2 separate regions of the Homo sapiens genome follow, and region 1 is linked to region 2. The links are chromatin contacts, found by Hi-C or POLR2A ChIA-PET in ENCODE. All regions are on one chromosome and are shown on one strand. Each heading gives the region's core, a stretch centred on a gene start or an enhancer-like site at or near the end of the contact. The rest is flanking DNA. Distances are from core to core; before and after follow the strand shown.

Region 1 (4,714 bases), core at 943-3,442, 61 kb after region 2:
TAGATTATTCAATACAATTTAACTGAACATTTCTTTAAATTCATGCTTGGAGCCAAAGTCTCCAGTTTTACCCTTAGGATTATTCCATTAACATGATCCAAAGGGGAAAAAGCGAGACAAAAGAAAAGGGCCACTTTACACCAAAGGAGATGCCTTATTCCAACCTTATCTTGACTTCCAGGATTATTTCTGGTAGTAAAAGACAAACTTCTCTCCAAAAACTCATAAAAAATACAGATTTTTACAGTTTGAGTAACTACTCTTTGGTTGCCTTCCAAAGCGTCAGTAGGACCAGCAAAAGCATACCAAATCAACAAGCAAGGTCCTATAATGTGACCTTGAACAGAGGGACTACAAGAAAGTTGCTGAATTTAACCTAATTCAACTAGAATTTACAATTGTGCTCCATCCTCTAGAAACACAAATCAGTATAAAGTTCAGTCCCACAAACACATGGAATCTGCCAGGCACTAAAGATGTACAATCCCAGCCCTTAAAAAGTTGAAGGTGCAAAGAAAGTGCTTACAATCTTCAAGAAGTCCTGGTTTAATACATACTCAAGAAATCCTTAAGGAAAGAGATAGCATTTTATTGGATGATCAAATGACTGATAAAACAATAAGAGCTCAAGGAATTTAGGAATGCAAAGAAGAGATCCATATGAGTTAGCTACTTGGAGGGTTTAAGGAAGGTTGCATGGACATACCAGGATTTAAACTGGACTCCAGGATATAGAAAACCTGTAAATCTGAAAGAGACAAGTAGGACATTCAGGAAAGCAGGTAGCCGGGCTGGGACATCATGAGCTAGCTTGGTGGAAAGGGCAATAAAGTTTTAAAGGGTAGGAAGGCAGCAGGTCTGGCAGAGCAGAGGCTTTGTCCTCCATAAATTAGTAGTAGAAGATAAGATTCCAAAAGTAAGGTGGGTCCCGATTACACAGGCCTTGAATTCCAGCACGAGGAGTGCCTCCTTCATTCTACAGGCAGTGAGGTTTTGTAGATTTTTAAATAGGGAAGTAATATGACAAAGGCAGTGACTCAAGAAGATTAATTTGTTAGAAATATGTAGACAGATCAGAGTTTTGAGAAGAATGAAAGAGAGCTAACACAGCAGGTTCTAAACTCAGGCACCAGTCAAAAGTGGGCAATGTGAAGACTTGCAAAGGTGCGGAGAAATATTCAAATTATTCTAAATTGCAGTCAGTATACAAATCCTATTAAGAAATTCCATTCAAATGAAATACAATCCTGAGGCTCAATGTCTGCATGAAATTATATTACAGGTATAACTTAGGTTTAGATAGGGAAGAAATAAATGTCAAAGAGAAGCAAATTTCTCCAATACTATGAATGATTACTTTTTAAGGATTTTTAAAACAATCATAATGAACTAGAGAACCATTGCTTTCAACTTCAATTTTTGAATTATTGGTCTAGCACTGTAAAAACACAGGAAATAGGTCGGGCTTGGTGGCTCACGCCTGTAATCCTAGCACTTTGGGAGGCCGAGGCAGGCGATCACTTGGGGTCGGCAGTTTGAAACTAGCCGGCCAACATGGTGAAACCCCGTCTCTACTAAAAATACAAAAAAATTAGCTGGGCATGGCTGCGGGTGTCCGTAGTCCTAGCTACTTGGAAGGCTGAGGCAGGAGAACTGCTTGAACCCAGGAGGTGGAGGTTGCAGTAACCCGAGATCACACCACTGCACTTCATCCAGCCTGGGTGACAGAGCAAAACTCCATCTCAAAGAAAAAACAAAACAAAACAACCAAAAAAAAAAAAAAAACCCCACAAGAAATAAAGCCTGCCTCATTCTGACACACTGATATCATTTAATAACCTGAATGCCTCATGAATATCACTACTATTAGTAAGTCATGAACACATATAGATACACATGCAGTTATGCATTCTGTAAGTATTTAAGATCTACTATCTGCCAGACCCACGCCAGATAGGGAGATAGAGCAGGAAGTAAAATAAAGTCCTTGTCTCTGGCAGTAAAATGAGTTTGGTGGGGAAAAAAAAAAAAAAAGCCTTGCTTTCAAAGAACTTACAGTCTAATAGGGTAGAGATTATAAACAAATACAAAAATGAATTTTTAAAATGTCATATAATGGCAAGTGTCATGCAGAAACTGAAACAAGGTAAGAGGAAACAGAGTGACTGATGGTGCTATTTTAGATAAAAAAGTTACAGAAAGTATCTCTGAGAAGCTAACATTTAAGGAGAGATCTGAATAACATAAACAAATAAGCCATGTGAGTATGAGGATGAGGGGCACATCAGGCAAAGGAACCAGTAGTTGCAAAGGCCCTGAGGTGGACGCACACTTGGTATTTGCAAGGAACAAAACCAGAATAACAAAGGAGGATAGAGCAATGGGAAAGTGGCAGGAAATAAAGTTAGAGAGGTTGCCAGGAACCAGATTTTATGGGGCCTTGTAGACCATTGTATAGACTTCGGCTTTTAAGTGTAAGGGGAAGTCACTGAAGGGATAAAAGCCCCCCCACCCCCCACAAAAACAAAAAAAGACATGTGCTGGGTTATGTCATAGGACAAATATATTGTAGTGCTAAACGAATTTACTAGATCTGAATTTTCATCTCTGAATTTTCTTTGCATACATCTAACACCCTTTTAGGAACAGATGATTTGTATTGTAAGTTCACATAAAAAGAAACATCTTTGAAAAAAATCTTTTTTTTTTTTTTTTTTTTTGGTGGGGACAGAGTCTTGCTCTGTCACCCACGCTGGAGTGCAGTGGCTCTCGGCTACTGAAACCTCCACCTCCCGAATTCAAGCGATTCTTGTGCCTCAGCCTCCTGAGTAGCTGGGATTGCAGGCCCCACCTCCACGCCTGGCTAATTTTTGTATTTTTAGTAGAGATGAGGTTTCACCGTGTTGGCCAGGCTGGTCTCCAACTCCTGACCTAAACTGATCCGCCTGCCTTGGCCTCCCAAAGTGCTGGGATTACAGGCGTGAGTCACCGCGCCCAGCTGAAAAATCTTAAAAGGATTTTTCATTGACATTATTATCATTAAGCAGGATATAAAAGTGGGTTGAATCAAAGGGAATATATCCACAGTTGTGGCTACTGCTAAGGATTTGTTATACATAGAAGATGACTGTGCCCTATACAGGACTCAATGCAAACACAGAAGGCAAGAAAAACAAAAAGCAGAACAAACACACCGAAAAAAAACAAGGGAGAAGAAAGGTAGAGTATGAGAAGGAAGAAGAGGAGAATTGCTCAACAGATTTAATAGAATCCCTATCAAAATCTTTTGTTAAAATTGACAGGTATAGACTAAAATGTGTGTGGAAATGCAAAGGATTAAAATACCCAAAACAATTTTGAAAAAGAAGAGAACTTACACTACCCAATTTCAAAACTTACTGTTAAGTTATAGTAACCAAGATCATATGGTACAGCTATAAGGACAGATACACACATAGGTCAATGGGACAGAATTGAGAAATAAACTCATATTTATAGTCGGTTGATTTTGACAAAGATGGCAAGACAACTCAATGGTGCAAGGAATGGTCTTTTCAACAACTGGTGCTTAGACAAGTGGATATCCATGCATTTATTTATTTATTTATTTATTTATTTATTTAAGACTGAGTCTTGTTCTTCTTGCTCAGGCTAGAGTGCAATGGCGCAATCTCGGCTCACTACAACCTCCCGAGCAATTCTCCTGCCTAAGCCTCCTGAGTAGCTGGGATTACAGGAGCCCGCCACCATGCCCGGCTAATTTTTTGTATTTTTAGTAGAGATGGGGTTTCACCATGTTGGCCAGGCTGGTCTCGAACTCCTGACCTCAGCTGATCCACCTGCCTCGGCCTCCCAAAGTGCTGGGATTACAGGCATGAGCCACTGCGCCTGGCTGCTTCATTTCTAAGATGTTAACAACAGGGGAAACTAAGTGCAGGGTGTACAGAAACTCTGTCCTATTTATGAAACTTCTGTAAATCTAAAACTAAAATAAAAAGTTTATGTAAATATTTTTAAGTAGGCAAAATATCTAAATAGACAATTGTACCAAAGAAGATATGTGGATGGTTAATATGTACATGATAAGGTACTCAATATCATTAGTCATTAGGGAAATACGAATTAAAACTACAGTAAGATCCTACCACTCACTAACTAGGATGGCTATAGTCCAAAGAATGACAATATACCAAGTGCTGATGAGAATGTGGAGAGACTGGAACTCTTAAGTATTGCTGGTGGGACTGTAAAATAGTCCTGTCACTTTCTTTCTTTCTTTGTTGAGACAGGGTTTCACTCTGTCATCCAGGCTGGAGTGCAGTGGTATAATCCTGGCTCACTGCAGCCTCAACCTCCCAGGCTCAAGTCATCCTTCTACCTCAGCCACCTGAGTAGCTGGGACCACAGGCATGCATCACCCCACCCCGCTAATTTTTTTGTATCTTTTTTAAGTAGAGACGGGGTTTTGCCATGTTGCCCATGTTGGTCTCGAACTCCTGGCCTCAAGCAATCCTCCCACCCCAGACTCCCAAAGTGCTGGGATTACAGGTGTGAGCCACCGTGCCCGGCCTCCCATCACTTTAGAAAACAGTTTGGCAGTTTCTTAAAATATTCAACATACCCTTGGCTGGGCATGGTGGCTCACGCCTGTAATCCCAGCACTTTGGGAGGCTGAGGCAAGCAGATCACCTGAGGTCAGGAGTTCGAGACCAGC
Region 2 (5,158 bases), core at 2,441-4,940:
GCATTTTCCTGATGATTAATGATATCAAGCACATTTTCATGTGCTTATTGGCCACTGGCATATCTTCTTTGTGGAATATCTGTTCAAGTCTTTTGCTCATTTTTTAAAAAAGGCTTGTCTTTTTATTGCTGAGGTGCAGGAATTCTTTATATATTCTGTCCTTTGTCAGACATGTTTTGCAAATATTTTCTTTCAGATAGTGGTTTGTCTGTTTTTCTTTTTCTTTTTTTTTTTTTTGACAGAGTCTCGCTCTGTCACCCAGGGTGGAGTACAGTGGCGTGATCTTGGCTCACTGCAAGCTCCACCTCCCAGGTTCATGCCATCCTCCTGCCTTAGCCTCCCAAGTAGCTGGGACTACAGGCGCACACTGCCACGCCCGGCTAATTTTTTGTATTTTTAGTAGATATGGGGTTTCACCGTGTTAGCCAGGATAGTCTCGATCTCCTGACCTTGTGACCCGCCTGCCTTGAATAGTATCTTCTAATGAGCAAAAGATTTTACATTTGATAGGGTCTAATTTATCAATTTTTAAAATGGTTTGTGATCCCTATAAACTCTAATGAATTTTTATTCTTCCTAAGAGAATGAAGAATTATTCTCCTATACTTTTAGTAGCTTTATGGTTTTAGCTTTTATGTTTAAGTTTATGATACATTTCAAATTGATTTATTTGTATGGTATGAGGCAGGGGTTGAGATTCTTTTCTTCCCTGTGTAGATATCCAGTTGTTCCAACAGCATTTGTTAAAAATAGAAAGAGTTTCCTTTTCTGACTGATTTGCTTCTTACCTTTGTTGAAAGTCATTTGACCTTACACATGAGTGTCTTTTATGGATACTCTATTCTGTTCCTTTGATTTATTTGTTCATCCTTTTGCCAGTATCTTACTTTCTTGATTACTATAGCTTTATAGTAAGTCTTAATGTCAAGTAGGATTAAGTCTGCCAACTTTGTTTTTCTTTTTCAAGACTGTTATGGTTATTCTAGGTCCTTTGGTTCTCCAAATACATTTTAAAAACAGTTTGCTAATTTCTATAAAAAAGCCTGTTGAGATTTGAATTGGTATTAAATCTATAGATCAATTTAGGAAAATCTGCCATCCTAACAATATTAAATCTTTTAATCCATCAATATGGCATACCTCTTCATTTATTTAGGTTTTCTTTAATTTCTTTTAGCAATGTTTTACAGTTTTCAGACTTGAACATCTTCCATTAAATTTATCCATAAGTATTTGGTATTTTTAATGCTACAGTAAATAGTATTTTTCTTTTTGTGAGACAGGGTCTTGCTCTGTTGCCCAGGCTGGAGTGCAGTGGAACAATCATGGCTCACTGCAGCCTTGACCTCCCCGGGCTCAACTAATCTTCCCACCTCAGCCTTCCCAGCATCTGGGACTACAGGTGCGTGCTACCACACCTGGCTAATTTTTGTATTTTTTATAGAGACAGCATTTCACTATGCTGCCAGAGGGTGGTCTCAAACTCCTGAGCTCAAGTGATCTGCCCGCCTCAGCCTCCCAAGGTGCTGGGATATACACTTTATATCTTGTAGCAATACTATAAAATTTACTTATCTGTTCTACTAGTGTTTTTTTAGATTTCTTAGGACTTCATATGCACAATCATGTCATCTTCAAATAAAGACTGCTTTACTTCTGTCTTTCCAATATTTATACCCCTTTCTTCTTGTCTTGTTGCATTAATTAGGTCCTCCAGTATAATTTAGAATAGAGGTGGTGAAAGTGGATATCTCTGAATTGTTCCCAATATTAGGGGGAAATATTTCAAAATTTAAACTGTAGGTGTGATCTTAACTGTAGGTTTTTGTAGGTGTTCTTTATCAGGGTGAGGAAGTTTCCTTCTACTCTTAGCATGTGGAAAAGTGGAAAGTGTCCCCGAGGTACCTGTTCTCCTAAATTTCATGTCTACTATTCCCTTTCCATTTGCATATTAAAGTAATGCTAATTTCTGCTACTCTCCTGGGATCCTCCATTAACTTACCACGTTTCCTGCTTCTGCAGCCAGCCGGGCAGCATAGCGAGCTATAAGACGGTGTTCCTCATCCAGTCGGCTAGGACTGTCCAGAACACTGCCAAGGAAATAAAAATGCAACAAGTGTCTATTAAACATCCCTTATTCTTGTTCCATTCTCAGAAAGAACAGATGGAAGAAAAGCTCATAAAAGAATGGTAATAAAAGAACTAGAGGCCTGGGTCATAGATACTAATGGTCTTCTGAAAAAAAGGGGATTTAGAGAAATGAGGAGGCCACATTTGTCATTCCTCACTGGCAGCACATCCCCGCTGCTCCTCCACCATCAAAGGGGCACTTCATTTTGAATGCAAGGCCTGAGAAAACACAGGGCACCCACAAAGTCTGAGGCAGGGATTTCTAACCAAATGTTTAAAACTGATGACTTTTTAGACCTTGATCTCAAATTCAAAAAGACCAAGAGAAAACTAAAGCATCATGAAAAACAGAGGGCTGAGAAAAAATATACTTAACACTGGCTAAGCAAAAGTTTGGCCTTGCCAGGGCAGGCCAAACACACTGTAAAGCTGGAAAGATTCCATGACATCAAATATTCCCCTTTTCATGCCCCTTTCTCTTCCTTTACTATGCTCATTCTACATCTATAGCCCCATCTTGGAGTTAATTAGTTTAATGCATTACTTTTCAACAAGAGTACCAATACTCTAAAAATCTAAGGACCCATTCAGACAGGCTATCAGACAATGTGGTATCTGGATGAGGGAAGGGTTCTTGAGTAATAGGCTGGCTCTGCATATGGGATGCTGATATGGAACTTCTGATTCTGAAATACATGACTTCTTTAGTATACCAAATGCTATTTATCCTTATCAAGACAGTCCTAGATTAATAGGGACTGTGGCTATATAATTCTCTGTTTAGGACTGGCAGATGCTTTAAGACGACAGTGATGATGTTGACTAAATGACCAGAGGTGGCTGTTGTGGCTTACCTCCACTTTGGCCCTATGTTCTTGGGTTTCCAAAAACCCTTGATCAGAGTTTGGCAGTATGACAAGTCATACAGAAAAATTTAAAGACATGACTTCAATACTCATCGAAGTTTGTTATAATTACTGAGGGGAATCTGGGAAGGGTGTGGCTAAATCAATAAAGACCTGTCTGAACTTTTCATGTGTAGAATCAACTATATTTTTTCTAGTTTTTTTTTTTTTAATCTTTCTATCTCTTTGGCTAAGTCTTTAAGCTTAACTTAGTCTTTCTTCTGGGATTTTTTTTTAAGTGCTTCGAGTCTTCGCCTATGACATTTGTCAACACTTTATAATTTTAAGCATGCAAATATCCATCTTCAGGATGATCACCCTCTCAAAAATGATCTTGTAATAAGAACAGACTACTATTAGGCGGCTTTAATATTTTAGGGTCAAGGCCCCAAGGTGAGAGATAAACTATAATATTTGTGCTTTAAAGGTATTTGTCTGAAATAAGAGAACTATCTTTTAAATTAAAAAAAAAACAATAAAAATGAATGCTTAACGATACAAGTGGATCATATTATGGAGGGATTGGTAGCCGAAGAAGTGGGGCCTAAAGTGGCTGACCTCTGTTATCTGGCAAGGGATACAATAGGTTCTTCTGTGCAAAAGAGCTCCTTTTTCTCAATCACATTCTATCTCCTTAGGAAGGTTGATCCTATTTGTCATTTATACATGAGTGTGGATGACAGACTGCTTTAATTGGCTATGTTTTCTAGCCAGAAACTAGAAGCTTGTGTTGATGAGAGGTTTTAAGGTCAATGATTAGAAAGGATCCTTATTCTTCTGTTTGAATTGACTTTCATTTTCAGAATTAGTTAGCCAGAAAAGTTCTGACTTCTCGGAAGAAGTATGAAGCTCAGCTTCTTAGATTACTAATCAAGAAGTCATGTAGTACTCACTCACTCATCATGTTCTCCCAGGGCTACCAGCCACCAATTTTTGTTCAGGGAGCCAAGGTGAGACTTCAGGGCCTTAGCTAAACCTACCATAAATCTTATTGGGCTAAATTACTAGGTAACAGTCTCTTGTCAAACATTCTGCTGCTATTTTTACCATGGAAACTTTTGCTCACTCTGGACAATTGCCTTTAGTGATAATAAAGAATTTGTCTTGCCTAGGGTGAAACAACTCTGTTCCTAGAGACCAAGAGGCTGGGACAGTGTGCAAAGAAATCATCTGTTGGATGAGGAGACACTCTGTGATGCAGTGCACACAATTATCAGGCCCTTCCTTCCCTCCTAGAGGGTAAGCCTATTAAACATATTTAGAAGCTTAGAAAACCCTACTTCTCAGCCGGGCGTAGTGGCTCATGCCTGTAATCCCAGCACTTTGGGAGGCTGAGGCCGGCGGATCACGAGGTCAGGAGATCGGGACCATCCTGGCTAACACAGTGAGACCCCGTCTCTACTAAAAATATACAAAAAAATTAGCTGGGTGTGGTGATGAGCGCCTGTGGTCCCAGCTACTCGGGAGGTTGAGGCAGGAGAATGGCATGAAGCCGGGAGGCAGAGCTTGCAGTGAGCTGAGATGGCACCACTGCGCTCCAACCTGGACGACACAGTGAGACTCTGTCTCAAAAAAAAAAAAAAAGAAAAGAAAACTCTACTTCTCCAAGCTTTAGAGATACATAAATACCCCAGAATAGTGATGCTATTTAGTCATATCAGGAAAACTATGGAAAACGGTATAAAGTATAATATTTAAAAGTCTTTTTCATATGTATATTTCCCAACTGACTATTAATTTATTCTTCTGTTATTAGGGGAAGTAGCAGCAAGGTCAGATGACCCTCCCAAGGAGCCATGGCATGCTATAAGCAAAACTAAGATCAAAATTTAAAGCTTCAGCCTCTGTTATGTGTACAGCTTATAAATTATGGTTTTCTCTCTAAGAACAAGAATCTCAAAGCATGGCTTTCCAAGTTGTTTGGCACTGTGATTCTTCTTTGCTGTTATGTAGGGGAAGGATGGCTTTAGATTGCTTAAACTTTACCTGTCATCCTACTTGAAGAATGGTGGTGGGTGTGGGCATGGAGTGAGCAGGAGACTTTGGACCTACCTGAAAGTAATACCACTTTTTTCGGTATTAAATCTTTTAAAAAAAGGATTAACTTTGCTATAGTTAGCAGT

What was found. A loop is a pair of places that touch in the nucleus more often than their neighbours do. ChIA-PET counts read pairs that join two places held with the same protein, here RNA polymerase II (POLR2A). Pooled maps may share reads with other maps.
Region 1: a map of naive thymus-derived CD4-positive, alpha-beta T cell shows a loop between it and region 2 (2.5-fold over the local background). The contact joins two enhancer-like sites. A Hi-C loop is called at or near these places in 2 of 168 maps with a recorded cell type or tissue (CD4-positive, alpha-beta T cell and naive thymus-derived CD4-positive, alpha-beta T cell), 7 of 37 single-sample maps with no recorded cell type and 14 of 50 pooled maps. POLR2A ChIA-PET finds 5 or more read pairs at or near these places in 4 of 52 experiments (GM12878, activated CD8-positive, alpha-beta memory T cell, activated T-cell and 1 more).

Annotation. Positions count from the first base shown.
Region 1 is chr2:25,511,983-25,516,696 of GRCh38, forward strand. The region is part of intron 9 of DTNB (dystrobrevin beta); the gene reads right to left. Among named protein-coding and RNA genes, the nearest start is that of DTNB-AS1, 93 kb to the left of the region's middle. Within about 2 kb of position 2,193, at least 3 of the 41 ENCODE cell types and tissues checked have a DNase peak (open chromatin) inside an H3K27ac peak, as active enhancers do; they include GM12878, where a contact is called at or near this core.
Region 2 is chr2:25,449,546-25,454,703 of GRCh38, forward strand. It overlaps DTNB (dystrobrevin beta), which reads right to left. Exons shown (of 21, transcript NM_021907.5): 12 at 2,003-2,090. Among named protein-coding and RNA genes, the nearest start is that of DTNB-AS1, 31 kb to the left of the region's middle. RefSeq lists an enhancer at 3,648-3,707. Within about 2 kb of position 3,691, at least 2 of the 41 ENCODE cell types and tissues checked have a DNase peak (open chromatin) inside an H3K27ac peak, as active enhancers do; they include GM12878, where a contact is called at or near this core.